2 separate regions of the Mus musculus genome follow, and region 2 is linked to region 1. The links are chromatin loops, found by intact Hi-C in ENCODE. Cell type or tissue: gastrocnemius. All regions are shown on one strand. Links, peaks and the distances in the headings refer to the core of each region. The heading gives the core; the rest is flanking DNA. Region 1 has its middle 40 kb from the start of Gm38678. Region 2 overlaps Myo5a (myosin VA).

Region 1 (16,072 bases), core at 5,485-13,484:
ACCCAATGCTAGGTCATCTCCACTGCCTTCTTCTCTTGCCTCTCTGGCCATCTTCCACCAGTGTCCACTGCACTCTGAAAGACTGTGCTTCATGTAGCCCCACTTCCAGCTTCCCCTCACCCAGTGGTCTCAGTTGTTCCGTCCTCTTGTCCAGCATCCCAGATGGCTGAATTCTGACTCAGCATTTGTACTTTCCTTCCTTCTTCTTTTCTACCTTCTTTTCCTTCCATTCTTCCCTCCCCACCCCCTTGTCCTAGAACTCACTATCTAGTCCAGACTGGCCTCAAACTCTTGACAATCCTTCTGCTTCAGCCTCCCTAGTGCTGGGATTCGGGGCATGAGCTTCCAGCCAGGCTCTCTGTCCGTGTTTGCTGGGATTCCCACCCTCAGCTGACCAGGCTCTCTGTCCGTGTTTGCTGGGATTCCCACCCTCAGCTGACCAGGCTCTCTGTCCGTGTTTGCTGGGATTCCCACCCTCAGCTGACCACAGTTTTCCCGTGCCCCGATGTTCTGCTTTTGGGACTCAGCTCACATTTTACCTGTATCCCCGAGAAATTTCCCGTACCTTCTACCAGCCCAGTGATCCCAAGAAGTCAGATTCCATGGCAGGTCCTGTTTCGTATCCTGGGCCCTGCTGCCTCAGGTACTCTGTGAGCATTTTCTTGCTCTAGCTTTACCCTGTGCTGTCTTCCTGAGCAACCTTCCCCAGCGGGCTCTGTCTTTCCTTACGCCCTTAGACCTGTACAAATGCTATTTGTTACCACTCAGGCTTTCCAAGAACCAGGGACCAACTGTTCCTGAGAAAGCCGTGAAAACAGAGGTCGACTCTCACAATGCCTCTCACACAGCCCATAAGGCAATGCCAGCTGCAGTGTGTGTCGCCTTCACGTTTAACAACCAGACATCTGTTGCTTGTCAACATTGCGTCAAACAAGACCACGGGGTAGGCTGTGGTTACTAAGTGGTCTAAGTGTGTTTCAACAACAAAATGATTCCGTCTCAGGCCTGATTTAGAAAGTCTCTGAAGAGGTGAAGAAAGCACCTTCCATTCTGAAGGAAATGATCTCATGGATGAGGCGGATAATCCTGAATTATTCACCAGCCCTGATCTTCCTGAGACACAGCAGAGGGGACAGAAACTAAAGTTCTCGTCTCACCCGGAAAGGAAAGCACACAGCCACCTGTTGTGACTCACACGGGCTGTCTGGCAATGGTTTCCAGGTTTACTTCCAATTAAGAAGCCGCACAGAAGGACGGAGATTGTCTAGTTGAGCCTGGAGGGCAACAGGTGTTCAGACCTTGCAGTCGCTCCCAGGATGGCGACTTGGTCTGAAGATGAATTCTGATTTTTTAAAAGTGCTAAGACCAGGGGCTGGGGGTGGAGCTCAGTTGGTAGCGCCTCGCCTGCACAAAACCCTTGGCTCAATCAATTCTCAGTGCGGCCTAACCAGGGGTGGTGATACCTGGTTAGAATCCCAGCCCTTGAGAGGTAAAGGCAGGTGGATTCCAAAGTTCAAGGTTACCCTTGACTACACAGAGAGTTCAAGTCAGCCTCCATAAGATACTCCCTCTCTTTCATATATATATATATATATATATATATATTGGTTGTGAGTCAATATACTATGTATATATTATATGATATATATTTTATATAGTAATGATATTTAAAATTGTATATAAATATTGCATAAACTTTAAAATAAAAGCCAAAGTAGCTGAACTCTGTTATGGGTTCTGACAAATGAGTCACTTCATGCTGTTGAAGGAATGAACAGGGGACCTAAGTGACAGATTCAAAGGTTCAGTAGCCATGTAGCCTCTGGTCATAGGAGTCCTATGACTTTGGGCTGCATTTCTAACAAGCTATCAGATAAAACACAGCTGGGGAGAAGGCTGAGTAGGCAGGAAGCCGGGGGAGTGGGCAGACAGGAATGGAGTCATAAAGAAGGCAGCCAGCCTGTGGCTGAGAGGACTTGGGAATCTGGAAACAGCTCTCCTCCCCTCCAGCCTGAGGGGCTTCCTGGAGGGTACTGAGAATGGACAGACACTAGCTCTCATACAGAAGCCAGCCCTCAGCTTGTCCCGTCTGAAAGATTTCTGAGGGCTCAGCTTGTTCTTAGACCAGTGGTGAACTCCAAACATAATTCATTGCTGAAAAAATATGACTCTTTTGTTTGTTTTCCAAGACAGGGTTTCTCTGTGCGGTAGCCACAGCTTGGCCTTGAATCCCCAGAGATCCGCTTGCCTCTGTTTCCTGAGTGCTGGGATTAAAGGTGTGTACCATCACGCCCGGCTTGATTTAGACTCTTGAATAGGGTGTTTTCTGAAAGGCCTTTAACAGGCAGAGTGTGGTGGCACAGGCCTGAAACTTCAGCTAGGGGAGAGGTGGAGGCAGAAGGAGTTAAGATCTCAGGGCAGCAGCCAGGGCTACATCGAAAGAGCCAGGGCCTGGACTGGCAGAGCAGTTAGGTTCCCAACACCCAAGCCACATGGCTCACAGCCATGTTAACTCCAGCTCCAGGGGATCCAATGATCTCTTCTGGTCTCTGTTGGCATCTGCATGCCACACACACACACACACACACACACACACACACACACACACAGAGAGAGAGAGAGAGAGAGAGAGAGAGGGAGAGAAAGAGAGCACTGCGAGTTAAAAGGTCATATCATGTTGTAATCAGAATTAGTTTTATGATTATTTCTTTTGAACCAAAGCCATTCCCTGCTTTTCTCTTAAGGGTAAATACAATGACCACTAACTGGGAAGAAACTAGCATGATGTCCTAGTCCCGCACACAGGCTGAGGGAGGTTTGTGGAGATAGCATACTTGCTTGATATTTTTGTACCAAATCTGAGGGTGGTGGGTCACACCTACAATCCCAGCTACTCTGGAGGCTAGGGCTGGGAAGAGCATCTTAGTTCAGGAGTTCAAGGCCAGCCTAGGCAACACAGTGAGACCCTGTCTCAAAGGAAAAAGACAATGTTAAGTCATTATTCTTTCACTTTCTGTGGTTTGTTTGTTTTTAGATTTATTTATTTTATGTATGTGAGTACACCGTAGCTGTCTTCAGACACACCAGAAGAGGGCATCAGATCCCATTACAGATGGTTGTGAGCTACCATGTGGTTGCTGGGAATTGAACTCAGGACCTCTAGAAGAGCAGCCAGTGAGTGCTCTTAACCACTGAGCCATGTCTCTGGACCAACACTCTCTGTTTTTTGAGACAAGGTCTCATGTAGGCCAGGCTGGCCTCCAGTTCACTATGTAGCCAAGACTGGCCTTGAATTCCTGGTCCTCCTGCCTCCATCTCCTAAATGCTAGGATTATAGGCTTGTGCCACCCTGCCCCGATTCTTCACTCTGCCTTGGGAAGAAAAACCACCCTCCCCCAATTTCCAGAGATCATTTGTGTGTAGTACACCTGCTTCCGAATACGCCCATTGTACTGCAATGGGATCAATTTCCTGTTGAATTGGTTTGTCCCAGACACGTGCCAGCCAGCCTTATGACTAATGCACACCTTAAGAAGCCCTAAATAGCTGACCTGCCATTCTGGTTTTTGGTAATAGGCCTATATATATCTGGTATCTCTTCCTCATCGAGCTGAGGCAGCTGATATGGAGGTAACTTTCCTGTTCCTTTCCTACAGGGACATGAATGAGGTTAGCTGCCCCAACTCTACTTCTGTGTCAGAAACAAGTTAAAGGAAGTATCTCCAGGACTCCCAGGGGGCTGAGGATATAATAGCTCAATTGGTAGAGTATTTGCCAGCTTGCACAAAACCTCGGGTTTAGTCTCTAGAGGTGAAGGCAGGAAGGTCAATGCCATTCTTGGTCAGTTAGTGAGTTCAAGGCCAGCTTGGTTGAGAAGAGACCATTTCCTAAAACACACACACACACACACACACACACACACACACACACACACACACACACACACAGAGAGAGAGAGAGAGAGAGAGAGAGAGAGTGAGTCAGAGAGAAAGAGAGAGAGACAGAGAGACAGAGGTGTAGCAATTTTAGAGGCCAGGAGAGGGCACCGAACCCTCTGAAGCTGGAGCCACAGGAGGTTGTGAGCACCCAGATGTGGGGGAAAGAAACTGAACCCCTTTGGAAGACCAGCAAGTGCTCTTAACTCCTGAGCCATCTCTCCAGCCCTTTCGGCGGATTCTTTGAGACGAGGCTGTTCACCAAACCTGGAGCTCACGGATAGGCTGAAGTAGGTGGTTAGCAAGCAAGCCCCCAAAGAGCCTACTCTTTCTGCTTGGCCAGCCCTGGGATTTATACGCATGGGCCACCTCGTTGGCTTTTTGTGAGAGATCCAAACGCAGGTCCTCATGCTGGCAGGACAAGCACCTTGCTCACAGTCACCCCCAAGGTCACAAGCAAAGATGTTCTACAGGCGTTCAGGCACACGCACAGCGCCTGCCCGCCCGCCCGCTGGCATTGCCCTTGCCTTTTAGCTGACGTGAGTACGTCCCAAGTGTCCCTGCACCTGCCTCCACCCCCTTTATTTATTTGTTTGCTTTCGAAGCTTCGTTTGGTCGGAAGATCCTTGTGCTTGGGGACTCCGGCATTGCCCGGTTCCCTGCTCACCCTGCAGCACTCAGAGGCTGGCTGGGCTCCAGGATGAGTCAGAGGCTCGTGCCCCACACACTGGAAAACAAAGGGGGTTTCCAGCCTTTGTATTCCAAGGTGCTGAGCTTCGGTGGCGTGAGCAGGTCACTAAGGTGATGTGTATTAGATACAAGCTCACAGAACAGAGTGTTTGCTCCCTAAAACCTGGGCAAATGTTTCCAACTGGGTTCATAATAAGCTTCAGGTTCAATTAGAGGCTATTGAGGCCATGTGTGTGGCTCAGTGGCAGAGCGTGTGCTCAGCGTGTACACGGTCCTGGGTTTTGTCCCCAGCACCACCCAAAGAGGAAAGGCATTCATAGCTGTTGAAGACCTGGAGAATCCGGCCTCACCTATCTTTGTTCTCTCCCATCTGGATCTGTCACAGGTTTGTGGTCACCAGAAAGGTTGGCCCAGGAGCATACTAAGAGTAGAGTTAAGGCTGAGGGTCAAAAAGTAGACCCTAAGGCTGGGGCTGTAGCTCACAGCAGACTAGTATCTTAGCATGTGTTTCAATCTCCAGTACTAAAAAAAAAAAAAAAAAGGTTCATGAGCACACCTCCTAACACAGGCACACATACACAAATACACACACACACACACACACACACAGAGACACTCAAGCAGACACACACACAAAAGCAGACACACACAGACAAATACACACACAAAAGCAGACACACACAGACAAATACACACACACAAGCAGGTACACACAGAGACACACAAGCAGACAGACACACAAATATCTACACAGACACACACATACAGACACACACATACACACAAGCAGTTCCAAGAAGACAGAAACATAGACACAAGTAGGCAGACACACACATAAGTAGATAGTCACACACACACAAACAGACTGACAGACAGGTAAGTAGGCAGATATAGATACACACACAGACACATAGATATAAGCAGACACAAGTAGATGGACACACATACACAACAGACTGACAGGCAGGCAGACAGGCAAGCAGGCATGACACACATACACACACACACACACACACACACACACACACACAGAGAGAGAAAGAGAGAGAGCTGAGTCAAAGAAAAAGCAGGAGGACACTTGGTGATGGCTTTAAATATCCTGGTAGCTTTTGTATAGATTTCTCCCAAATTGCCATATTCTACACACAGTTACAAGTAGCCCCCTCTCTGTGTGACACAGAGTGGGATCTGTGTTTCCCAGGAGGAAGATGAATGTAGTCTCACTGAGCAGTATATGCATGCGTGACACTCTATGTGACTTAGGTGTTCATCATTTACAGAAGTCAACTCTTCTGTGTAGCACTTTTTCTTAGAGTGGCTGAGGATGAGGCTTCGTCACTAGAAACCAGGAGTAACAAGCACACCTGTAATCCTAGCTCTCAGGAGGTGGAGGCAGGAGGATCAGACATTCAAGTTCAACCTTGGCTGTATGGTGAGTTTCCCCAGCGTGGGGTAATAAGATCCTGTCTAAAAGCTTAAAATCCTAACACCTCAGAATATTTAATCTGGATACGGAGATACAACTTCCAGCTTGCAGAAAATCAGTAGAAAAAGTGCTGGACACAACCAAGTGACCTGGCATCCTTTGGGACAGGTGACCCCGTCTTCAAGGAGTCAGAACATGACTAAGAGGAGTTTAGTGGCTTGAGAAAGACATGAAGGTTTCAGGTCTATAAAAAGCAGGCACATTGTATGGTCTTATACTGGATACTACTTCCCACAATCTCACTATAAAGAGCATTTTTAGGGACAATTTGGGAAATTTTAACATTTACTGCAAATTATATAGTATCGAGGATATAAATGCACAAGTTAATTTGGTTAACTATGAAAGATGTTATTTCGACTCCAGAAACGTGTTTTTATTTTTATTTTTTAAAATGTGAACCGAGTTTAAAAACCAACTTTCTCTCCCTTTCCCTGGAATTTTCAGCCTTTAAAAGGAAGGCGACAAGACCAGGGTACGCGTGGCTGTGCTGCAGTTTTATTCTTGTTCTGGCGACCTGAAAGCAGGTGTTAATAGTCACAAGTGGGGCCAGATTCATGGGGAGAAAAGAAGAGCAAACTAAAGTGTTTGTGGACGGACACACACACACACACACACACACACACACACACACAGCTCTCCTGTGCTGCCTCTGTGAGTGGCTGAGTTCTGCTCAGTCGGCTGGCTAGTGTAGGCAGGACCTGTGTTACAGGAGGCTTCTTGCACCACAGTCTGGAGAGGCCTCTGACCCACATCCTCTCACACTCACCGGAGCTATGGCAAGGCACTCTGCAGCAAGAGACAGGCACACCCTTGTTTGCATCATGTGTTCCAGGCCTCCCAAGTTCAGGGACCCACTTCAGAGGTAGCAGGAAGCTCTGTGTTAATATTATCAGAGGACTCACCCGAGGGTGGGAGGGCAGTTGAAGTCTCTCTCTAGAGTCTTTAGTTCCTCCAGCCACACAGACCTCAGAGCTATGCCTTTAACCCCTCCGGAGAGCCTCAGGAGGGAGAATGTATAAACTTGGCCTTGACTTCTTGGATTGTGCAGTTTGGAATAAACCTTGAGATTCACAGACAGTGGCCTTGGATGTTCTCAACAGGAACCAAGAAACTACGGATGAAGTCAACTCCAAAAAGCTCATCTGTGCTTGGCTGAGGTAGAGCACACCTGAAATCCTAGCACTCACTGTGAGGCTCAGGCAGGAAGAGGCAAAATTGGAAGCCATCTCGGGCTGCCTAGTTAAGTTCCATCTTAGCTTCCATAGTGAGACTGCCTCAAACAAAACCAATACAAGCGAAAAGAAATCCCCAATCTACCCTCACATCTCCTACGTTTGAGCCGCAGACCGTCTGGGTTCTGTTCACTCAGAGAGGACTGGGTGTCCCACACTGCTAGGAAGCAGGTGAGAAATAGCTGGGTATTCCAGTGTTGCTCTGGGAGCAGGCAGGGATGCCCCTCCACCAGTTAGCAGCAGGCTGTGGATTAGGAGTGGCAGAAAGGATGTCTTTAAATAGGTTTCCGTTTCTGTTTGTTTGGTTTGAGGCTTGGTGATGGAGGTCACTCTGGGAGAAGCTTGGGACATAGCAGAGACTTTGGGCTTACATTTCGGCACCATCGCCCTTCCACTTCCATGAAGGGAAAGAACAAGGTTGGCTGGGCAGGGTAGAAAAAAAAAATGAGAAACAGAAGGATCTCTGTGCAGGGAAGGCAACACCTGCAATATTATTAAAGTATACTTTAGGGCTGGCAGTGTTGCCCAGTGGTAGGAGCATTTGCTCAGCGTGTGCGAGGGGGGCCCTGGGTTCTGTTCTGAGCACCGATAGGAATGATAAACACACCTATGGCTTAGTCCTCCCTGGAGTTCAGCCCGGCTGGCACAACCCAGCTTGACGAGGACTCCTTGGCGCTCAGTGTTGGAAAGCATGTGTCCTAATAGCCACACACCTCCTTCATAGTTAAAGGGGTTCTTGCTTTGTGAGCAAAATGTGCCTATCCAAGGTCCTAGCTAGATTAAGGTTAAGTCCTTCAGTGGACACTTGGTAGCTTGCTTGCTTTTGGTGTGTGTGTCTGTGGTGAGCATTAAGACAGTGTTTTGCCATGCATCCCAGCCTAGCCTTGAACTCACAGCCAACCCCATCCCCCGCCCCCCGGGTCACTGTCCGATCTTAGGATACAGGTGTGTGTACCCTCGTACCCAGATAGCCTGGGTGTTTTAAACACATTGTTTGGCTTCCCAGGGCTCTGCAACTAACAAAGAGCTGAGCTCACCAGGGCAGGGTGCTGACTTGAACAACTTCATGCTGAAGTGAGCAGATTTGGTTTGTGAGAAAATTGAATGAACCCATCCCAGGTGTACAATTATAGGGGAGAAAATGTGTGTGTGTGTGTATGTACAGGTAGTGCATTTATCTATAATACAAATATAAACTTACATAAATTTGTTTATAATTTTGTTTTTTAAAAATGACTTAAGGAAAAATGAGAAAAAAATGATGTGATATATAGTTTATTGGACTAAAACATTTGGGAGTACCTTTTGCTACTTTTCAGAAGTGTGACCTTGGGCACTTGGGGAGTCCTCTGAGAGCACCAGACAAGCCCTCTCTTGGGCTCCTTCAGGACAGTGCAGGCTGCAAGAGGAGGAAGGGTGTGGTGGGTGGGGTAGATAATTTAGCCTCGGAACTCGACATCACTGTTTATTGCCTCATTCTTTTGTACCTCGTCACCTAAATGTCCATAAAAACTGCATCTCCTTGTAGTTATTATACATCACACAGTGATGTCACCTGCTCTAATGTGAGCAGAAGTTATCTCAACATTTTACAGCCCTCCCTCTTTTTGATCCCTGGGTCTTCCGAGTTTTGTTGACAAGCATGTGGTCAAGTGCTGCCATCTAGTGGTCAAAGTCGATATAACTAAGACGCAGAGCTCTGGGAAAGATTAAGGAAAGGCCCAAGCCTGTCTAGCCTTTTGACCCTGGACACATGGTCATTTACAAAGTTTAAGCTGGAGACTACCCACTTGAGTTACAAAGCCAAGCGCACACACACACACACACACATACACACACACACACACACACACACACACACACACACACACACACACAGAACTCATAATGTTTTAACTATGTTTCCAATTTCCTTCCATTGCTATCTAGGGCTTATTTCCTCTTATTGATTTTTATAACCGATTTTATAGTGACAAGCATTTGTATGCATGCTTCATTGTGACCGGGCCTTTTTTCGTTCTTTTAGTTACGAGTGCAAATGGAAACTGTATGAAGAACTTGATGTGAAAGTGTCAGGTTGGTCTCTAAAGTTCCTGAACTTCTTACACTCTGGTCAATGACATGATGAAACTTAAATTCCTCTAGGGAGTCTCCAACGTGAGTTGAGGCTTTATTTATTTATTTTTGGTTTATTCATTTCTAAAACAGGGTCTTGCTGAGTAACTCTGGCTTGCCTAGAACTTGCTGTGTAGATCAGGCTGGCCTTGACCTTGTTATGGTCCCCCTTTCTCTGCTTGCCCAGGGCTATATGACAGGCATATGCCATAAGGCTTAGATTTAAAAAGAAAATGCTCTCCTAGCTGCCAGAAAGTGATGTGTCATTACGGTTTTGATCTTCATTGCCTTAGTGATTTAATATGTTAAGCATGTTTTATGTGCTTGCTAGCCATTTGTGTGCCTTGTTTTGAGAAATATCTACCCAGGTTATCTGGCCAATTACTAGCTAATCTTTGTATTTCCAAGTCGTTTTCTATATATGTTGCATGGTCCATGTTTCATCTGGGCAGCTCTTAATTCTAATTGGCCAGGTCTCATGGCCATGTTTTTATGACTCACCTACCCGATAGAGTCTTCTCCTCTCCCCACCTTCTCTCTCCCTCCTCCTTGATGTCTCCTCAGACCCCCAGTCCAGGAAACAAAACAAGACCCATCTGTCTTCTGCCCAGCGATAAGCTGTAGGCATCTGTATTCATCAATGGGGCATAACTTGGCAGCAAGATGACATAGCATCACTTGAGTTTGCGTTAGACTCTCCTCATCGCTGGGGGCCACCAGGCCAGTATTTAGCATTACAACACATAGCAACATACTAAACCTCAACTGTCCCAGTAAAGAGTGCCACTCATAATTGGGATGGGTGTACACAGATTGCCCAGGGACTGGTATCCTAGGTTCTGTTAAGTTCACAATCAAGTTTACAAATATTAACTGTAGGCATATATATTTTTTGCAACCTACTTATAATAAGGGTTCAACCTCTCCTCTAGCCCACCCCCCAGCAGAGGTAGTGGAAGAGGAAAGTCATTAGGATATGGGGAACGTGGACCTGTTCAGCAATAGCTCTTTGGGGGCGAGCTCAATCTTTTTTCTCAGCAGTTCAGTCCCATAGCAAACACCAAGTAGGATTCAGCAGCATCAGTCCAGTCCTCCAGGCAGGCAGACACCACACATGAACTGGCAGCTACAGCCCAATCCTTTCGGCAAGCAGACATCATGAATAGACTAGCTGCCGTAGCTCAATCCTCAAGGAAACGCAAGGCTCGCTAACCAGCCTGAGGCAAGGCCTCAGAAGCTGCAAGCTGTCTCAGGAACCTCATGAGCAGTTCTTTAGCAAGTTTCTCTCAATGGTGTCGTTATCACAAGTTGAGGTCAACAACTCAATGTAAGCTGACCCAGTATATGTGTATCATTAACAAAGAATAGCAAGGCAGAGCAAACCAAACCAATGCTCTCTGCTTGTCTCCCACTGTCTGTGGGGTCATATTTATACTCCTTCATCACGGGTTCTTTCACATGTTTGCTATATCAAAGCATCCTTTTATCCGTGTCTGCTTTAGCAAGACATCCTTTCACCTGTGTGCCCCAGCAAACCATCATTCGACATAACTAACTGTCCAAAGAAACTAGAAGTTTCCACTTTGATTACCAGTCACTGGTAGGAAGGTGTTTGGTTTTGTTCAGGCTGATTTCTCCTAGCTCAGCTCCCAGTTCCACAGCCCAGTATTCATCTAGAAGCCTGTGTTTTGTCAATGTGATTGTTGTTTATAATCTGTGAACACCAGGAAGTATTCTGGATAGATGTGTGTGACTGTCCAGGTTCCCAGCAGTGTCCTGGAAGTTTCTAAAGCATGTTATGAAAGTCATAGCTGCCTTTCCCTTTTTGTTTTTAACTCAGCTTTATGGGGTCTCAGTGTGGCCGGTACTTCCAGCAACTGTGATATTAAACTCTTAATTTTCACTGTTCTTGACAAAGCCCCCAGGACACCAGGACAAGCTCCAAGTGTCAAATAAATACATATCCTGTGAATAGAGATCTCGGGGCTTCTTGTTTTTGTAGACAAGGGCTTTGCTGACTGGGTGTCTCCCCAGCCCTCTGGTTTTCTCAAACACTCACTACTCAGATTGTGGCAAACCCATGACTAATTCCTACGGCTGACTAAGTTGTTTCTGCCAGTGTCCTTGTTGGTTTTGTGGGAGACAGACTTTGGGGAGCATCTCTCCCTCCCCTGGTATGCCTAGGGCCCCTTTCAAGTCACAGGTCAGTGGAGACCAGCTTCAGAGAATAGAGACTCTTCTAGAGCCTCTATTCATGGCTACCTTCCTCATTCGGTGTCTGTCTGCTTGAACAGAACACGAGTGTCTTCATGTGGTTGTGCTACCCAGCAATGTGCTGGGGAAGAGATCCATCTACCCTCTCCTGAGTTCACTTCTTGAGAGCATCATGGCTCTGTGTACTCAGTGAGGTCTGGAGAGAGCTTACTGAGCACTGAGGCTCTGTTGTCTTCTGGTTCATTCATTCTAGATGGAGCCTTGCTGTAAGTGTCAGGTCTAAGGCACAGCAAAGCAGAGGTGATGACCGATCTCTTGTGAAGAGTGACCTCACTGGATGTCTCTGGGCAACACAGACAGTGTGCTGACCCACTAAAGAGCACTGTGGTGTGTGGGAGGAAGAGTATGTGCCTGCGTGTCTGTGTGTGCACACGTGCGTGCGTTATAAAAGGGGTCAGACAGAAGCCAACATGGAGATGAGGAGTGGGAAGCTGTGCTAGAGAGTCACAGAGAGGGAATGGGGAACTTCCGGCAGTCAAGGTGCCTCAAGGGTAAGGCATTGGCAGATGGCAGTCTTGCAGGTGATGACAGCTGAAGGGTGGATGGGTTAGTATTCCAGGCAGAAGCCTTCAAAGGCTGAGGCAGTCAGAGCAGAGAGAACAAACCTGGGGAGTGGCCCAAGCTGGGGAAGTCAGGAACAGGACAGCTCTTATAGTGCCTCTTATGACCATCCTTATGTACTTGGTATAGGGTTTAGATAATGCAATGATTAGTACGGCAATCAGTATGAATATAAGGAACACGAACTCTATCCTAAATGCATTAGATAGCCAAGGGCTTTTCTGCCAGCTTATTACCACGATCTTATATGTATATGTATACATATACAATATCTTGCATATATGTCTTATATATAATCTTATATATCTATATGTATAATATACATGTATGTATAAATATGTATTTGTGCACGTATATGTTGTATAACCTAATATGTTGGTTGTTGTTTTGAAACAAGCCTTCTTCTCTGTAACCTAAGCTGATCTTGACTTCATAACCATCCTCCTTCAACCTTCTTAGTCTAGGACAGCAGTTTGAGAAACCCGTGAGTCTCAACCAGTTTGAGGGGGTTACATATCAGATATCCTGCATATCAGATATTTACATTATGATTCATAGCAGTAGCAAAATGACAATTAAGAAGCAGCAATGAGAATGATTTTATGGTTGGGTCACCACCTAGAGAGCGACAGTTTTAGCAAGGTTGAGAACCACTGTCCCAGAACCACAGGTGTGTCACGCTCTGCCTTCCTTAGGGTGCCCGGCTCTTAACAGTGCTTTTCTCAGAGTGCTAGTTAAGAGAGGACGCCATCTGTAGCTTATGGCCAAAATTCTTGTCTTAGAGAGAGAACTTTTGAGGCCTTACTCCTAAACAAAAATCTTTAAAGATGAAGCCAAATGCAAAATTCTCCGGTTTCACATTCCCTTAAGGGTCTGGCTGACACCACAAATTCTGTGCTTATGAATCCAGCAACTGCATTGGGATTAGAGGAGAAGACTGAAGGTCGAGTGGCCCTTAAAAACCCGGAAAGACAGAAGGGTGAGGCCTCCCTTCCTGCACACAGTCAATGGCCCTGACCTGGGTGGAAACTGGAAGGCCTGCCATAGAAGGACTGCTCTTAGCAATCAAAACTTACACTAATTTCAGGGCTTTAAAAAGCTGTTGGTGAGGGGCTGAAGAGATGGCTCAGGGGTTAAGAGCAATGACTACTCTTCCAGAGATCCCGAGTTCAATTCCCAGCAACCACATGGTGGCTCACAACCATCTGTAATGGGATCCGATGTCCTCTTCTGGTGTGTCTGAAGACAGCGACAGTGTACTCACATACATGAAATACATAAATAAATCTTTAAAAGAAAAAGGAAAAAGGAAAAGAAAAAGAAAGCCATTGGTGAGATGGCACCACAGGTAAAGGCACTTGCTGCCAAGCCTGGAAGCCTAAGTTCAATATTCAGGACTTAAGGGACTCTGGCCAGCTCAAACATGGCAAACATGGCTCTGGCAAGCCTTGCCCTTCTGCCCAATTCCCTCTTCCTTGTTAAAAATTCAACAGACAACATCCCTAAAGCAAGCCATCAAGGTCTATTCCCTTATTAGCCACTTTTTCCACCTGGGTCGACTACCAAGGTCCAGCTATCAAAGTACCAAAGTATTCAAGTCCAGCAATCAAAAGCCCCCATCGGCTCCCATAATTAACACATTCCATTAAGAGTAGATGCCTCGGGGCTGGTGAGATGGCTCAGTGGGTAAGAGCACTCGACTGCTCTTCTGAAGGTCCAGAGTTCAAATCCCAGCAACCACATGGTGGCTCACAACCATCCTTAACAAAATCTGACTCCCTCTTCTGGAGTGTCTGAAGACAGCGACAGTGTGCTTACATATAATAAATAAATAAATAAAATCTTAAAAAAAAAAAAAGAGTAGATGCCTCATCCTCACATGGGTTTTTTCCTTGTACCTTTTAAACTGCCACTTTCCTGTGGGTCACGTCTGTCTGCTCTCTAGAGGCAGTCCTTTGACCTCCAGAGACACATACTTCTCCTCCCTCTCCCTTGTTCCCTTCTCCTGCTCCCTCATCCTCTGTCTCCTGTCTTTGTCTCTTGTTCCCTGCCCTCTGTCCCTCTGGGGCAAACATATCTCATTTGTGCTGAGAACTGGGTCTTGAGAGTCCTGGGCCGATACTTTTCCTTTCAAAGACCCTCATAATGGAGGGAGAAAATCGATTCCTGTAACATTTTGTTTTCTAACCTTCACAAGTACACTCTCTCTCTCTCTCTCTCTCTCTCTCTCTCTCTCACACACACACACACACACACACACACACACACACACATCAATGTATTTTTTTTTTAAAGAAAGATTCAAGACAGTGACCGTTCCTGGAATGTTTCTATTTGGGGGGGGGGGCAGGGTCTCACTATGTAGCCCTGGCTGATTTTGAACTTTGCTCTGTAGTCCAGGCTGGTTTTGAACTCACAGGGATCTGCCTGTCTCCGACTTCCCAAGTGCGGGGGCTAAAAGCATGAGCCGTTGTGCCTGGTGTCTTCTGATGTCTTTTGTTCCATTTTCCTGGTGCTTGTAGCCCCAGCATGCTTTTGCTATGTTCCTTTTCAAACTTACCCATGGTTTAAGCCATGCTTAAAACTGGGGCTTCTGGGGGGGGGCACCTTTGGGAACCCTTTCTAGGAAAGGTTCAAGATCAACTCAACTTTCAAATATCACCCAGGCACATGGCTGTGTCTCTAATGGTATTCTAGTGCTTAGTCTTTTCAGCCGGGAGCCTCTACAGGCCCAGTCCCCTGGGTGATTGGAGGGACTTTGCACTGCTTTACCCTGAAGCTTCCCCACTACCGTGGCAGATATCATGCAGTGAAGGATGCTACTAAAGGCATTGTGTCAAGAGAGCAATTCAGTTCTTATATTTAAAATATGTAAAATATGATAAACTTGGGCCAGAGAGATGACTCGGAGGGTAAAGGCAGCTGCTGCCAAGCCTGGTGACTTTGAGTTCCATGTCTGGGACTCACACTGTGGAAGGAAAGAACTGATTCCCACCCCTACCTACCACTGTCCTCTGATCTCTAGTCATATGCTTTAGAGTATGTATGTGAGCACACACACAAACACACACAAAATAAATTAATTTTAAAAATGTAGTAAAAAATGTTAAAAAGAAAGCCCTGACTTGAGAATCAGTTGTGGGGGTTTGAATAGGCATGGCCCCCATAGAGTCATGCGTTTGAATGCTTGGTGGCCCACGGGGAGCGGCACCATTAGGAGCCTTGTTGGAGGAAGTGTGTCACTGTATAGTGTGAGCTTTGAGGTCTTATTCATATGCTCAAGCTACACCCAGTATGAAACACAGTCTCCTCCTGGCTGCCTGCAAAATACAGTCTGCTTCTGCTGCCTGTGGATCAAGATGTAGAACTCTCGGCTCCTCCAGCACCGTGTCTGCCCGCACGCTGCCATGCTTTCTGCCATGACGATAAAGGACTAAACCTCTGACACTCTAAGCCAGCCACAATGAAATGCTTTCCTTTAGGAGAGTTGCCACGGTCATGGGTTTCTTCACGGCAATGAAACCCTAAGACAGTTGTTTTCGTTGTGGCTATGCCAGGGATTGAATGGGGAAAAAAAGACAAAGCAAGCCTGCTTTTAACAGGTAAGCTAAGCGTCACCTAGGACTGACGGAGACTGAGCTAAACTCTACTTCAGTAAAAAAAACCTGTAGGTTTCGACCCCTTTGGGAGTTGCATATCAGATATCCTGCATATCCTATAACATTACAATTTAAAACAGTAGTAAAATTGAAGTATGAAGTAGCATTGAAAACAAT
Region 2 (16,072 bases), core at 5,487-13,486, 290 kb before region 1:
TCTCTACTTTGAAAAAAAAAAAAACTCTAGCTTTAGGGATATTGCCAGAATTAAATAAAACTTTATGATATTCCCACACATAGACAATCACCCTATGGCCTGCATACAGGTTTGACTAAGAACTTTAACTCTTTTTAACTCTTCCGTAGATGTGGATAATATGTTTCGAGTGGTGGCTCTTGCTGAGCTGGCAGAGAACATCTTTACAGACTGGACAGCAACATTAGTCAGAGACTCTTCTACAGGACAGAGTCACTGATCATCTTTGGTGATGTCTAGACAAGTCCAGTGGCAGAGAGACTCAGAAGAGCCTAACAGAAAGCTTATAATTATACCTACACAGTATCAGCGTCCTTAGCATCACCAGAAACAAAACCAAACATAAAGCCCAACAGGGTAAAAGCAGATTCAGGTGATTACAGAGAGGACTGCATAAACAACTGTGTTATGTCTGCTTCTTTTCATTCAAACAGGATGGGCCTCTGTGCCCATCACAGTAAAACACTCTTGTTACTCCTAAATACACTTTCTGAAAACTTCAAAGTATTTAAAACCAAGTAGCACCTCTCTACCAGTTAACTAGATCAAGTTTCTCAAGGTAGTATTTTTTATAATGAATAAACTCTATTTGTTCAAAATTAGATTTGAATCACAGAGAAAACTAGACAAGCTCAATTTCTTTCGGTTTTCTACTTATTAGATAAAGTGATCTGAACTAAAAACTGTATGGATTCCCAATATGCCTTAGAATAGTTACACTACTGTTAGGATTAAACTAGGGGGGTAGGACAAGCACCTCAATTCACCATGTGGTTGTAAGGCAATGCACGTTAATTTAAAGTGGAATGCAAAGGATATTTTATTATGGCAAACATTCTTTTAAAATCATTAGCTAATATGCTGTGATGCTTAGTCAAATAGATAAATATATCTTGCAATTAGGCTGAGAGAGGGGAAACATTTAAAATCTGTAAGAGTTAACTAAGAAATAGTCAATACGCAGTATGTCTAGTATCAGTATGTCCAAAATTAAGATGTACACTTAGAAAACACTCATGGATTTTAAAAGAGGAGCCTTCAGAAACGCCACACTTTGGTAATCATTGTGGGACAGAATGACAGAGAACAACTTTCCCACAGACATGGAGACCAGCACTTGTTTGAGGTCACAGAGGCTTGGGGCAGGAAGGGGAGCTGATGTGCAATGGTACAGTGTCAGGAGGGAGGTGACACAGCCCATAGATGGGGGTGATGGTGCAGAGCAGGGTCAGTATAGATCAACAGGTGTAAGGAGAATAAGGTCAAAGTTTATGTTCTGCATATTTTACACATTTTCCTTTTCTTCCTCTTTTGAAAATAGTTTTTTCTCCTCACATAATATATCCTGATTATGGTTTCTTCCTCCTGTATTCTTCCTAGTTCCTCCCTACCTCCACTCTCATCTAGATCACATCCCTTTCTGTCTCTCACTAGAAAACAAGGCTTCTAAGAGATCATAATAAAATACAATGAGATTAAAAAGAAAAACCAACAAGCTAACACATTGGAATTGGACAAAAGAAACTAACAGAAGAAAAGAGAAGCTCAAGAGAAGACACAAGAAACCAAGGTATATTCAGTCAAACACTCAGGAATCCTATAAAAATACTAAACTAGAAGCCATACTAACACACACACACACACACACACACACACACACACACACACACACACACAGACACACAACACCTGATGCAGACCTGTGCAGGCCATGTATATGCTACCTCAGTCTCAGTTCATATGAGTTTTGGTCATGCTGATTTTGAGGGCCTTGCTTTCTTGGTTTCCTCTATTCCCACTGGCTGTTATATTCTTTCTGAATCCTCTTCTGCAGGGTTCCCTGAGCCCTGACAGAGGGGATTTTACAACAACAACAAAAAATTAAAGGCCCATTTAGAAGCAAGAGAGCTACTGGATCTTTATCCTAGATGCTCTGTTATTCTGTTGAATAATCAGAAGACAAGGTGCCTGGAGCACATCCTAATTTCTCACAGAAACACTCAGCTAAAAGTTACATGTGGGGCTGGAGAGATGGCTCAGCGGTTAAGAGCTCTAGCTGCTCTTCCAGAGGTCCTGAGTTCAATTCCCAGTAACCACATGGTGGCTCACAACCATCTGTAATGGGATCTGACGCCCTCTTCTGGTTGTCTGAAGAAGGCAACAGTGTACTCACATACATAAAACAAAGAAACAAACCTTTTTAAAAAAAGTTAGATGTGTTTCTCTAGGTTCTCAAACTTCCTAATGCTGCAGCTCTTTAGTAAAATTCCTCGTTGTGGTGACTCCCAACCATAACATTATTTTTGTTGCTACTTCATAACTATAATTTTGTTACTACTATGAATTATCATTCAATATCTGATATTCAGGATATGTGATATGCAACCCTCACAGGGTTAGAACCCACAGGCAGAGAACCAGAGCTCTTCTAGAGTCACCAGGAGGATTATGTAAGGTAAGTGGCTACTGTGTGTGTGTGTGTGTGTGCAAATGCTTATGTCTGATAAGCATTTCTCCATTTTCACATGGAAGCAGGGGCTTTAGGTAACTAGATAATTCATGGAGTGAATTGGAGAAGCCAGGCGGTGGTGGTGCACGCCTTTAATCCCAGCACTTGGGAGGCAGAGGCAGGTGAATTTCTGAGTTCGAGGCCAGCCTGGTTTACAAAGTGAGTTCCAGGACAGCCAGGGCTACACAGAGAAACCTGTCTCGAAAAAACCAAAACCAAACCAAACCAAACCAAAACGAATTGGAGAATAAGGGGAACAAAAATTGAAAGAAAAATTTTAATGCCGTATTTTTTATAAGAATAAGCTACACATTATTAAATGACATTTATTTCAAGATCAGTATCATATTCTACATATATGGTCCACATATAAATATATATGTGTAGAACTGGTTTCCACAAAACACTTAAAACTCATCCATCCATCCATCCATCCATCCATCCATCCATCCATCCATCCATCCATCCATCCACCTACCTACCTATCTACCTACCTACCTACCTACCTACCTACCTACCTACCTACCTATCTGTTAAGCCAGGGTCTCACTGTGTAGACCTGGCTGGCCTGGAATTTACTCTGTAAGCCAGGCTAGCAATTCATAGAGATCTTCCAAATATGTGCCACCATGCCTGTCTTTGAATATTTTAAGTTTGGTCCCAATAAAACCTAAAGCAAATTATTTCTGTCTCTGAAGAATTACTTTGCTATGCAATTAAATGCAATAATAATAAAATCCATTTTGATTACTGTCTAATCTGAACCTGTTCTGAAAGAAGGCATTATGACAGGTCCCCAACAGTGGTGGCCTTTGAGAAGTTGTGGCATACTTAGGATAGGCTTAGCTACACTACAGTCCAGCCCCATTTCTGAATTAGTCTTTGCTTACTGCTCCTCTGCAAAGGGCTCACACCTCTTGAAGCTCTGAGCCCTCAAAATTATCCTTCCTCCCTCAAGTGCTTCTGTCAGTGTTTGGTCACAGTGACAGGAAAGCAGCTAACACAGAGGGTACAGAGACTGTTTCCTATAGTTGGAGCTTGTAGATATGCTGAAAGGCTGGAAGGGTTACAGTAGCAACTGTGCTAAGTCTAAGGAAGAAATAGTAGAACAAGAACAATAGAAAAAGAACAGACTATCATTAACAATCGTGAGAACGGCAGAATGTGGAACTGACCTTCAAGACTTTTTTGATGCTGTTAATTGTTGATGTCAGCAATGATCTTACTTTCTGATCATCGTTCAGATAGTCAGCATGTCGTACACACATAAACAAGATATATGCTGGTAACCCTGGAATCAGATTGACAGCCACACCACGTGGCTTTAGTTCTGAATAAAGAAAAAAGGAAAAACAAAATTATGTAATTCTGGAAGTCTTTGAGGCATGTTTTATGAGATGAAAGCACAGTTGTGTAAGAGCTCAATCATTCAGAGCAAGTTATAAAAAACAGTATTTTAACAGTTCATTAGGGAAATTATTGACTATGGCACATACCTATATAAAACTTATATATCCTGCCCTGACTTTTCCCTTGAAGTCCAGTCTTGTTTATGAACTGTCTTCCTGATGGCTCTGCTCAGGCATGTCAAACCAAGCCTCTCCCAAGTCAAGTTCTTCATTCTCCCTGACATCCATTCTACTAATGGACCCCTCCACTTTCAGTTTCTCAGGTCATAAACCTCATCGTTTTAAAACTCCTTACTTTTCTTACACCATGCACCCAACTTATCATCCTGTTAGTGCTCCCTGCAAAATACAGCTAGAATCTAGATGCTTCTATTCTACTCCCCAGCTTAGGACATTATCTATCACTTCTTGGGTTGCTAGAAGAGCTTCCTAACTGATCTCTTAGATCCACCTCCTAGTCCCAGATAATACTAAATATTGTAGCTTTTTGCTTAAGAAAATGCACATTAGATCATGCCAATTTTGTTCAGAGAATTCTTCAAAGAGCTTCTTCCCCCACTTATAAGATTCCAAACCTGAACTGTGCTCCACACCGTCTAGCCTCTCTTCCTCAGGCTCAGCTCACTGCCCCAAACAACTCTCCTTGTTGATTGCTTAACATGCCATGGTTCCTGCCCAGGGCCGGGAGCCCACAGCCTTATCCTTTTTCTGCCTCTGATGTTCTTTCTTCAGACATAAGAACAGCTTGTTCCTATTCTCTTTGGCCACTGTGAGCAGTACATCCCATCAAGGAGTGTTTCCAGACAACTTTATATAAACTCTACACCCATCTTTACTCTATCCTTTTTACCTTTAAACCACCAGCCCTAAAACCTTTTGGCTAAGTGATGATCATGTTAAAACTGAAGCTCTCTGAAGCTATTTATAGTACTAAGCTGAATGCCATGAAGCTGAGGAATGGTCAATTAGGTGTAATTACCAATCCCATGGTAGCTGGGAGGAGAGAATGGCAAAGGCTGAAGGTTTAGCTCACTACTACTTAGAGGCTCACAGTCAAGGCCTTGTGCTCCCTGAAATGCCTCTTCTACCTTTTACATTATCTCATCCTTTCCATACTCTGCTAGATTTTTTTCCTTGATTTTTTCCCACATTATTGAAGTGTTTTCCTAAACCATTAGCCATAAATATTCCTAGGGATGAAAAGAGAAATTAAAAAACCCAAATGGCTACAACAGTGGCATTCAACTGTGGTTATAACTGGGAATGCACAAGACATTTCCAGAATAGCACTAGAGTTGGCCCAAGTTCTTTTCCCTGGAAGCTTCAACTTATTTCAATTGGGGTAGGAGACTATCAACACTTTTTTAAGAGTTTTCTGAGTGGGCTGAGGATGTGACGCAGAATCTGTCTACTATTCATGAGGCCCTTGGTTTGCTCCCTGACTCCTGCCAAAACACAACTCACACATATTGGTCTTAGTGGAAGTACACATAGGCCTTAGCACGTGGGAGGTAGAGAATGAAGGACTATGAATTCTAAGTAAGCTTTTGTTATATATCATGTTATAAGCTAGCATGGGCTATACATGAGATCTTGTCTCAAAACCAAAACCAAAATTTTCTGAGTGATCTTAACATGAAACCAGAGCTAACTGGCTTGGCTTCAAGGGAGCCTTACAGATGGATCCTAGACACATGTCCCACACTGATGCTGAATGCTCAGTAAGGACTCCACCACAGCTCTCTAATGTAGTATGAAGTGATGACTCAGAGACTTCAGAGCTAGGCCTGCCAGTGGATCCTGTCTATGGCCTTCAACGCTGAGAAAGCTGAAGCTGAGTGGTAACTCCCAGGGCCTTTGGACAACATGACAGGACCACTGCCTGGACAACACAACAGGACCACTGCCTCAAAAGAAGTATTACAACTTAATTTTTAAAAACCATTTATTTGTTTTGCATGTGCTGTGTGAGGGCCTGTGTGAGTGTCTGTGGAAGCCCAAGGACAGTCTGCAGGGCTCTGTTTCTCTCAGAATAGAATAGGCCTAGACTAGCCTCAGATCATCAGGCTTAGCAACAAGCACCATTGCACAATCCTGACAGTCAAGAAAATAATTTAAAGAGAATATTAAATCAGACTTCAAACCTTAGTGACGAGTGTTTCTAGCACTGCCCTGGCTGAGAGGAATCTTCCCATGGAGAAAGCACTTGCCTAGAATCAGGTTCTTCACTAGCTTCTGCTCATCCTCCCTTTTGTACTCCAGCATTCCTTGGAAATCCTTTTCTTTCCGGGGAATGTTGACTGGCCGGATAGGCTCATCGATGATCTGTCCTGGAGATATGTTCTCCATCTGCCCCACTTCAGGAGAAATAAAAAAGGGAGAGAAATGTTCTTCAGGAGGAAAAGGGCTCCATGCTCTTGTAAAGCAAGCAGACTCTATAAGAACCGAGGCTCCTCATCTCTGCCATTTAGCTTCCCACTCCCATTTAAGATGTTTTTCCCTGCTCAAACTGGGTAAATAGCAACATTAAAGGGTAATTTTGCTCTGACAGCTTTAGAGCCTGATACACAGGTAGTAACATCAAAAAGCTACCCAAAACCTGGCAAGGGGTTATGTTTTGTGTCAGATTTACTTTGAAAGTATCCACAGCATCACAGAAAAGTCCCCACATATACCACTTAACATATTTGCTAACAAAAAGTAGTTAAACTCATGATTAGCTAATTTTCAGACAATTTCTTACAAGTAGAAAAATTCTGGAAAGACGGATCTAGAGCAGAGAAATCAGAAGGCCAAGGTTCTAGATCTACTATCTAACAGGTAGGGTATTGAAGGTTGAGGTTCTAGACCTACTATGTAATAGGCAGGGTGTTGAAAGCTGTGGTTCTAGAGCTACACTATCTAACAGGCAGGGTGTTGAAGACTCAGGCTCTAGACCTACTATGTAACAGTCAAGGTGTTGAAGGCACAGGTTCTAGACCTACTATTTAACAGGCAGGATATTGAAGGCTCAGGCTCTAGACCTACTATGTAACAGTCAAGATGTTGAAGGCTCAGGTTCTAGACCTACTATCTAACAGGCAGGGTATTGGGTAAATAACTTATAGTTCTAGGGTTTTGTTTTGTTTTGTTTTGTTTTTTAAATCAAAAAAGTTCCTGGCTTCTAGGATACTTTCAGGTCTGACTTTTTTTTTTTAAATGAAAATCAAGATATAACACCTACTCCTGGATTAAAATAGAGCACCATGAAGACCAGATTTTGAAACACTCTCTACTTAGCTGCATAATTTCTATTTTCCATTTTTTTCTCTTAAAAAGTGTTTTATAAAAAGTGTCCTCAATTAAATATAGTCCACAGGAAAGGCAAGAATCTTGCTATTTCAATTTAAGGCTAAAGGGTTTAAATGTTTTAACACATTAAAAAACATTAATATGCATTAATAAACTTTTATTAGATGGTGCTTTGTTGCACAAAGACTGGTATTTTTCTATAGAACACAGACCCAGAGAGAAAGAGATGAGTGTCAGAAGAGTGTGTCACGTTTATTCACTACTTTGGCAGGGTGTAGACAATGGACACCTAGGGAGGTACCCTAGGCATATGAGCCTATTTCATTTTAGCTAGATGCAAATAATTTAACTCAAAATATAAATTTTCTTAAGAATAAATATGACTTTTTCTTATTTAATCCATGAGCTTCTAGCATAAATACTATTTTTTGCTTGGCTATCAGGACAGTTTAGCTGAAAAGTTTGATTTCTAATTGATAATAGCCCAATAGCATCTTGAAATATCTTCTCTCTTTAATTACATTTCAAAGCATACCATTTAAGAAACTGATTTCAAATGTGAGATAAAAACGGTTTTTATATTTATTCACATTCATTAATGTTGGCAAAGAGCCACTAATTTAATAACCTTACAGGTTAATACCCTTATAGCAGAGTTTTTACAAATACTCTCCTGTCTTGCCATGGCGTCAGTTCAGTGTAGAAAGTTCTCTGTAAAAAAGAACCTGGATTTCTAAGTACTGCTGATAAACATTATAGCTCATATATATAAACCTGGGGTTTGAAGCTTTTTCTTCTTGTATTTGTATGCATGGAATATATGCATGTTCATGTAAGCATGTAGGTCGATGCACATGTGTGTATGTGAAGGCTCAAGGTTATATTGGGTATCTTTCTTCATTTATCTCTACCTCATGTGTTGAGAGGTAGAGTCTCTCCCTGAACACAGAGCTTGTTGTTTCAGCTTGTCCAGCTAGACAGTTTGTGGGAAATCACCTGTCCCTGGCACTTTAAACCTAGGATTGCAGGCAGTGGTCATGCCTGACAGCAGCTTATGCAGGATTTTGGGATCCAGTCCTCACAGTTTTATAGCAAGTGCTTTATACACCAAGGCAGCTCCCCAGCCCCTGGAGTTTCACAAGTTTTAATGTAATATATGAATAATGTAATGTTAATGGTCTATACAAAATATGTGGTTATAAAGTAATTGTTCTGATATCTAAACAAACATTTCAGTATTTGCATATTAATGAGAGTAATAACCTCTTTGACATTAACATCTGTGGCACTATATGCTCTAAATATTTTTAAAACTTATTTATTCAGTCAAGAATAGAAGGGTTATCAAAGGTCAGAAACTATGTTCATTGTTGTAACTGTGAAAAATAAGAGGTGATTTCCATGCCCAGAAAGCTCTTAGTCAAGCATAGAAACCAGTAATTCAAACAGAAAAACTGCCAAAAATTTAAGAGTGAAAAACCATAGAAAGTATGAACCAAATACAGAAAGCAGGTCCTGAGGTTGGTGGTGCGATCAGGATGCTTCTGAGGATGTGACAAGTGCCTTTAGTTCCACAGAATGAGCAGGGCTTGACTGGGACTGCCAGACAGACGGAAGAACAGTTATGACTCAGTGTGATGGAGTGGTGGGCTCTTTCTATCCTTTGTGCCACATGAGAGTCACAAAGATGACAAGTAGAGAATATGATAGATGGCCAGGATGAGCACATCATTTGTGGTTAAAATGGCTTAAAGGGAATTTTATCTTTGAAGTTCTGTTCCTCAGGTGCCTTGAGATGTGAGAGGGTGGCTGGAATGAACTCAGTGGTTGCTTTGGTCTCACTCACAGCTGGATCTCAAGCACCTGCAACTGCACCAGCACCTAGGCACACGCAATAAAACTTGCTGGATGATCAGACTAACTCACAGGACAACAGCAGTATGCTTCCATGGATTTTTTTCTCAAGGAGCATACCTTTTTTATATAGAAATGATTTTAAAAATCATGTTTCTTTATAATTATAATTCATATTTCCTGATTAATTTCTTTTTTTTTATTAGGTCGTGAGTTCTTTGAGGATACTCTACCACATTCCCTTTTGTAGCTCTAGTGGTAACAATTAGATTGTGTGTAGCAGGTATGTTGCTATTGCAGATGTGCCGCCCACATTAACTCATTCAGTTCTTAGAGACCATGTTTGAGAGGCACCATTATCATTCCCAGTGAGGATGTGGGAAAACTGAGGCATGGAGAGGCTCAGCACCACGCACATATTCTGAGCCTAGTAGGTAGGAGAGAGGCACAGGACTTGAATCAAGAAGCTGGCTCTAGAATCCTTGCTCTTAAGCACATGCTGTACTGACTAGGGCAGACTCTGGCATGTGTTAGCTGTTTGTTGAATGAATTTTCTCCCTTTGTAACTTACTGTTATGTTACTAGGAAAATTATTCCCATACATAGAAGAATTTTTCATTCCGCAGAGGTTAAGATTGTCAAAAGTAATTTTGATTATTTTCTCTAAAAACTCACCTGTAACTCTCTACCAGGTCACTAGCAATGGACATAAAATTTGACAAATGCTGTTAAAAAATGTTTAAGTACCTTCTAGTTCACCAATTTTTTTGGCAAAGACTTTCAGTTGTTTCTTCAGTTTCCGGACAGTTTTATCCTGCTTTTCAAGTTGTTCCATCAGATCCTAGGATCAAAATGAGAATTATGTCAGAAAGATGAGAACAGGCTCAGCACAGGCACAAAGGGCGCACAGATGGAATCACAGCAACACACTGTTAGTTTCACATAAAAGCTGCAGGTGGAGCCACCGCCTGGCTCAAACTGGCAGACAAAGGAGGTGCAGCTCCGGTGATGGCAAGGCTTTGACACTGCGGTGAGTGAAGGCAAGGCTGACACTGCAGTGAGCTCCTTACAGCTACAGCCTACAGCGTGATGGAAGCCTCCCAGCAGGCTCCTATGGAAACATCTCAGACTCACTGTCACTTGTGAGGGGGACTGGGCAAAGATGAGCTCTGATGAGTGCATACAAGGTCTGTGAGAGCTGAGGACAGCTGCACTTAGGAAAAGACTGACCCTCCGTGAGTAAAGCACAGCTATGCGTTACCTGTTCTAAACTCAGCCTTAACGCCTACGAAACATGAAGAAGTTGGGGAAACTAAAAGTAAGCTGAGCCAGGTGTTCTGGCATACACCATTAATTCAAGTACTCAGAAGGCAGTAGTGGGTGGATCTCTGTGAGTTCAAGGCCAGCCAGAGTTACATATAGAGACTGCCTTAAAAAAACAAGCCAAACAAAACCAAATCAAACAACAAAAAAGTAATAACAACAAAAGGATAAAGAACTTTCTGCTACATAGCATGAAGGTACATGACTATAACCCAAGTACCAGGAAGTCAGAGAGAATTCAAGGCCCGCCTGGGTTGTAGTGAAAGCTTGCCTCGGGGTGGGAGTGGGGTTCTGCTGGCATAAGACCCAAATGCCAGGTAATAAAAGATACCCACAAATCTTGCACAATATATATATTTAAAAAAAATGAAGTTTGAGTGCCTAATGTAAAATGTGAAAAAGAGAGAAAGAAAACCTGTGTTTTTAAATGGAAGGTAAGATACTGGCTTTATTTAGTAAAGAATTCTCTCCAAGGACAGGCAGTTAGATACTCAGGAAGAGGGAAGTGGGCATGACCAGACTAAGAAAGCTTCGAAAGGTCAGACATGAGTCAGTGGAGCTGGCTGGGGGTTGCCACTGAGTCTTAGAGAAGAACAGCATTTGATAATGCTGATTCATTCTCTAGCTTGCTCAGAACTGGGCTCAGACATCTGACTAGTGATTCTGAGGAAACAGCTGCTCACATTCCCAGTGCTGGGTTATGCTTCCTGAATTTGACTCTATCTTTGAAATCAATTGCTTCCATCACACTGTAAGCCTTGGGTTAACAACAAACCAAACACAGTGGACACGGGACACCAAAAGATAGCTGGCTAAAGATAGCTGTGGGGGGTGGGGGGAAGAGATTTTGTGAATATTTTTGAAGAGACCTCCTGGGCAGTGACAGACAGCAGTGTGCTCTTCAGTTAGAGAAGGCTAGAAGTAGCAGAGGACAACAGAAAAGCACTGTGTTTTACATACAATCATCCTTTTGTAAAGTGAAATCCGATAGGATTGATACTTCTTAGGGTCATCTGCATATAATTCCTCAAAATACTGAAAAAACAGGTACAATGGATATTTGTTTCTTGTGTCTTTGAGCAAGTGCTACCTCTCAGCAAAATTAACTTAAAAATACTTTAAAACACATGTAACGAAACTATATCTACTCACAGGTTCCAATTTGCCACCTGCTATTACCATGTATAGATGAGTCTCTATTTCACATGAACAGTGGAAATAGGTGATGGCCAGGATGTTGTCACTAGAACAGGGAACCATAGTGACCAGAGAAGGCTGACGTTTCAGTTCCCAGCATTTTACTGCTCCCTCACATGTGACTCTCTCAAGCTGCTGCTTGTCCAGTCACTATCAGAGCAGCAAGGGCAAGGAAGGCAATGACATAAAAAGGCAGGAAGGAGCACTGCTAGCACCCCGGTCCTGTTTGCAACTTGTGGAGCTGGTGAGAGGCAGCATGGGGAGACCTGTGAAGCCTGTGCACCTGAGGAGTAAGAAAGCCATTCCTATGTGTGCTGGTGTGTGTTCAGTGTGTGTGCGTGTGTGTTCATGTGCAGCAAAACTTCAGAAGCACTAAGCCCAGACGTGCTTACCTTAATATTCTGCTCAAGTGAATCCTAACAAATGTGTAATTAAAACTGAGAAAGAATATCCTTTCATACACTTGACTTTGATAATATTCTTCAAATTAGCAGTCAGTGTAACGAATGGCACAAGCAGATGATCTGCAAAGGATAGCCTAAAACAAACTAACCAGAGACTTCTATTTTGAGTGTAAGGTTTGTTCATTTCTGAGTTAGATACAAAATACTGATAGTACAGAAGAGTTATAAGGGTGAGCAACACTTGATTAACTTAGTGAACAAATTTAGAATCTGCCACCCAGAAACAAACCCATTTCACACACTGTCAGCATTTTAAGGCAATCACTCAGAAGCAAAGAATCTGTACACTGATCAGTCAGTATTATTCCACATATTTATCAATTAATCATCAACAGCATTGTTAGTCATATCAGCAAAGAGAGTAAAACATAACTTTTGAAGAACATTTTCTGACTCAGAAGCCGTCCCTATCAAGGTGCAGTTGCTCTGAAAGAGCACAGGCACCGTCCTTGCTCCTCCCCAACTCCTACCACGGAGCTTCATACACACAGTAGACTGGAAAGAAAACACTTTTTCCAATCTAGGTAAAATATGGGTGAACATATGGTGGTAGAGAACTATCTGTACTCTCAGTTATCACTAATGGAATTAGACCTTCAGAGAAATTCAGACACGTCTTACTGTGGATCTTAAAAGGTATTACTTTTTCATCTGTCACTAGAGAACAGATTTTATGCAAAAATGAATAATTATAATCTTTAACTGACTTTTATGCAATAAGTATATCTGTAAAATTTACATAGATGTAAATGTGATAAAGAAAAATATAGAAGATATTTTATTTTGGTTAAAAAAAATGGAAGGAATAAGAAAAAAGAAGGTCTTAGAGAGTCTGTGTGAGCATTCAGAATCTGGAAGGGGAACAGCAAAATCACCTTCCTCTTTACCATACAGGCTCTGCTTAAAACGAGAGAATGTGCCAAGTTCAATTCTAGTCCCTCTGCCCCGTTTTAGAAGCTCTGTATCCAGTGACAACACATAGCTCCTGCTTGACTCAACCAAGAATCTTCCCTGGCTTGTCGGCTAGACAGGCTGGAAGGCCTCCTCCCTGGATGCCTGAGATCAGAGGAAAATGGTCTGTAGCTGTGTCTCCCTGCCACTCAAAGCCTAGCAGGTAGTCAGGTTACTCTCTTCCGGAGACTCCAGGCCAGACCAGACACTCCATGTGAGGTCTGAGGGGCTCAACTGCTCAAGAGACTGCTATGAGAAATAGTCGGTACGATTTTATTATTTTGATTCATTTCTACCAACACATTCATATTTTCCTTTCTATTAGGGACAGCAGAGTATCTTTCCCAAAAAGAAAAGGCTGTGCTTTTTCTAAAAGAACATACAGCAGAGGGTCACTGCCCCTCTCCTTACCAGGTTTTCATTGGTCAGCCGGGTGATCTCATGCTGCAGGCTGGCCTCAATGCGGGCCTCAGGGGGCAGCTGCAGGTTCTGGGCCAGCAGCTGCTGTTGCCGGTTGTTTTCTTCCTTTAGGCTCTGGATCTCCCCACGGAGGGCCTCAGCCTCATTCTCATGGCTTCTTTTCTGTGACTGTAGCTGGGATTCTAAGAGCCTGTAGAGAGGCCACACAGTTTGTAGAGTAGTTGAGTTCACACTAATGGGTACAAAGCTACACACTCCTTTGAAAGAAACAGGAAAAGCAGATACTCTATACCATCTGTGCATCTCCTGACCCTAATAATGTCATGAAACTCAGATGCCAGTAATGGAAACTAACTTGTCCACATTTGTATCTTTTTGAATTGTATGAAGTTCTCTTTTAATTGGCATAGATAGTATCATTGCCAATAAACAAACAAACAAACAAACAGCTGCATTATGAAGAGCAAGATTATATACTCTCAATCTAATAAAATAGACCTTTAGAGACATAGTCATTGATTTCAGGCACAGGTTGAACCAGAATAATGTTTAATATTGCCCACTTATCTAAGGACAGAAAGCTGGCGCACTACTTGGAAACCCATAGATTTATCCAAATCCAGTTTAGTGGTTTTGTAATTCTTTTGTGTGTGTGTGTGTGTGTGTGTGTGTGTGTATGTGTGTGTGTGTGTGTGTGTGTGTGTGAATGTGAATGTATAGAGCTGTAATATCTCTCCCCAAGAAATTACATATCAGTAATGGAGTCCTAACAAGATATAAAGTTATAGTCAAGAATTAACTAACATGAAGAAAAAGGCATTTAGTCCCAATGTTATTTGTTACTAACTGCTGAATAAACTTACTGATGCCATTGTGAGCAAACTATAAATAGTGGACTAAACATTTTAGCTATTATTTATGAAGTTTCAAGACAGAGTCAACCAACAACACTGTGGTTAATGCCAATGGTTATGGTTAGAACAAAGCAGAAAAAGCAGAACCCAATTTAACAGTATAAAATCTTAAAATTGTAATCACTAAAATGAAAAATTTGATGGGATTTTTAAGATACAGACATTGTTAGGACTGATAAATAAGTTAGGGAGACACAGCTAATTCTATGTGGTTTTCCCTGGAAGTGAGCTGCTGAGCTCACGTGGTTATCCTGACTTCTTTGCTCCAAATCTCACCGTAACCAGAGAATGCTGAAGCAGTCACTTGCCACTGCTCTTGGGCAGCCTCACAACAACGAGAAAGTGGCCAAATCTATTATAGGAACGTGTATCCCAAATTGACATTTATTACTAATAAACTACTGTGCAGGTAGCAAGTGTCAGTGCCCATGCTCCAATAACTTGTGCTTCAGCTGGAAGACTGTCTTCCTCAAGCCCTAGAGAGACTCATAGCCTTTAGATAGCCACTGCTGACAGCACTGTGGATTACAAGAAGCAACTGTATTCACCTATAATCAATTTTAGCCTTAACACTATCTGTTAGTAGAGAAAAATTTAAAGAAGCTATTTGGCTGCAGATTCTAAGTTTTATTGAGACTTATTGTCTCAGGAGGATAATAAATGCACGAGACGCACAAAGTCAAAGTTGTGAGTCCATGTTAGTGAGAAAAGCAAGTTAATAACAGTCTATTTTGAGGTGACATATATAACCTGTTGGCTTGTTTTAACCCTTCATAAACCATCCAGAGCTCTCCATCCTCATTCAACTCCTGGTAATCCATAGTAGATGATCTTCCGTGTAAAGAAACACAATGCAAAACACAAAAGGACACAGGATGGAAATGAGATGATGGTGGTCAAGAAAAGCACACGATACTTCAGCATTTTACTAAGTGAAGAGGGCCATTTTTAGTAATTACAAATGACTTTACAACATTACCACAAAATTACTTTCATTAATTAAAAAAATGGGGGGGGGGGTTAAGCAGTTGTATCATAGACAAATGAAGGGTTTGGAGCTTTTCCTGAAGAGAAATAACTGGAAAACTGAGACACACATTCAATTTATAATGTTTTATGCGGCTAGCCAAATGACCTTATGTATTAAGGATTACATTGAGGCTAACCATAACACATGTATGATGTGAAAACTCCAGATGCCATATCTTCATGTGGCAATTTTCATAATCTATTTCAAACTATAATTTTCAGTTTTCTGGATAGAATTTATTTTAGCATAATAAAATCTGATTCACACTGGGTGGTGGTGGTGCACGCCTTTAATCCTAGCACTTGGGAGGCAGAGACAGGCAGATTTCTGACTTCAAGGCCATCCTGGTCTACAGAGTGAGTTCCAGGACAGCCAGGGCTACACAGGGAAAGCCTGTCTTGAAAAAACAAAACAAACAAACAAACAAAAAAATCTGATTCACATGTAAACTTTTATACAAATTATTATACAAATAACATAAGAACATATTCAAAGTTCTCAGCTTTTGACATGGTTTAAAATTTTTGGATAAAATTAAAGATCTTGATAAACTGTCTTTGTATTAGAGGTGGATCTGTTTTCTCTTACTAAAATACTATAGTATTTCAGAGTCCAGGTTCTTAATCTTGATATACTTTTTTGCTATGTTCATATAACATGAACTTGCCAAA

Evidence for each region. Peaks named below come from ENCODE experiments on the same cell type or tissue, not always from the same donor. Only the 100,000 strongest peaks of a DNase experiment are listed, where the experiment ranks them.
Region 2: a loop joins it to region 1, with 2.7 times the contacts of the local background. A loop is called at or near these places in 7 of 42 quality-filtered maps.

The regions. Positions count from the first base shown.
Region 1 is chr9:74,897,984-74,914,055 of GRCm38, reverse strand. No RefSeq gene overlaps it. Among named protein-coding and RNA genes, the nearest start is that of Gm38678, 40 kb to the right of the region's middle. In gastrocnemius, for the core only: a CTCF peak has its summit at 8,997 (motif pointing left); DNase peaks (open chromatin) are centred at 7,957, 8,293 and 9,016; H3K4me3 peaks cover 203 bases.
Region 2 is chr9:75,191,514-75,207,585 of GRCm38, reverse strand. It overlaps Myo5a (myosin VA), which reads right to left. Exons shown (of 41, transcript NM_010864.2): 31 at 13,449-13,647; 32 at 11,386-11,460; 33 at 9,850-9,943; 34 at 6,168-6,314; 35 at 3,724-3,878. Among named protein-coding and RNA genes, the nearest start is that of Myo5c, 32 kb to the left of the region's middle. In gastrocnemius, for the core only: a CTCF peak has its summit at 10,040; a DNase peak (open chromatin) is centred at 10,103; H3K27ac peaks cover 2,107 bases.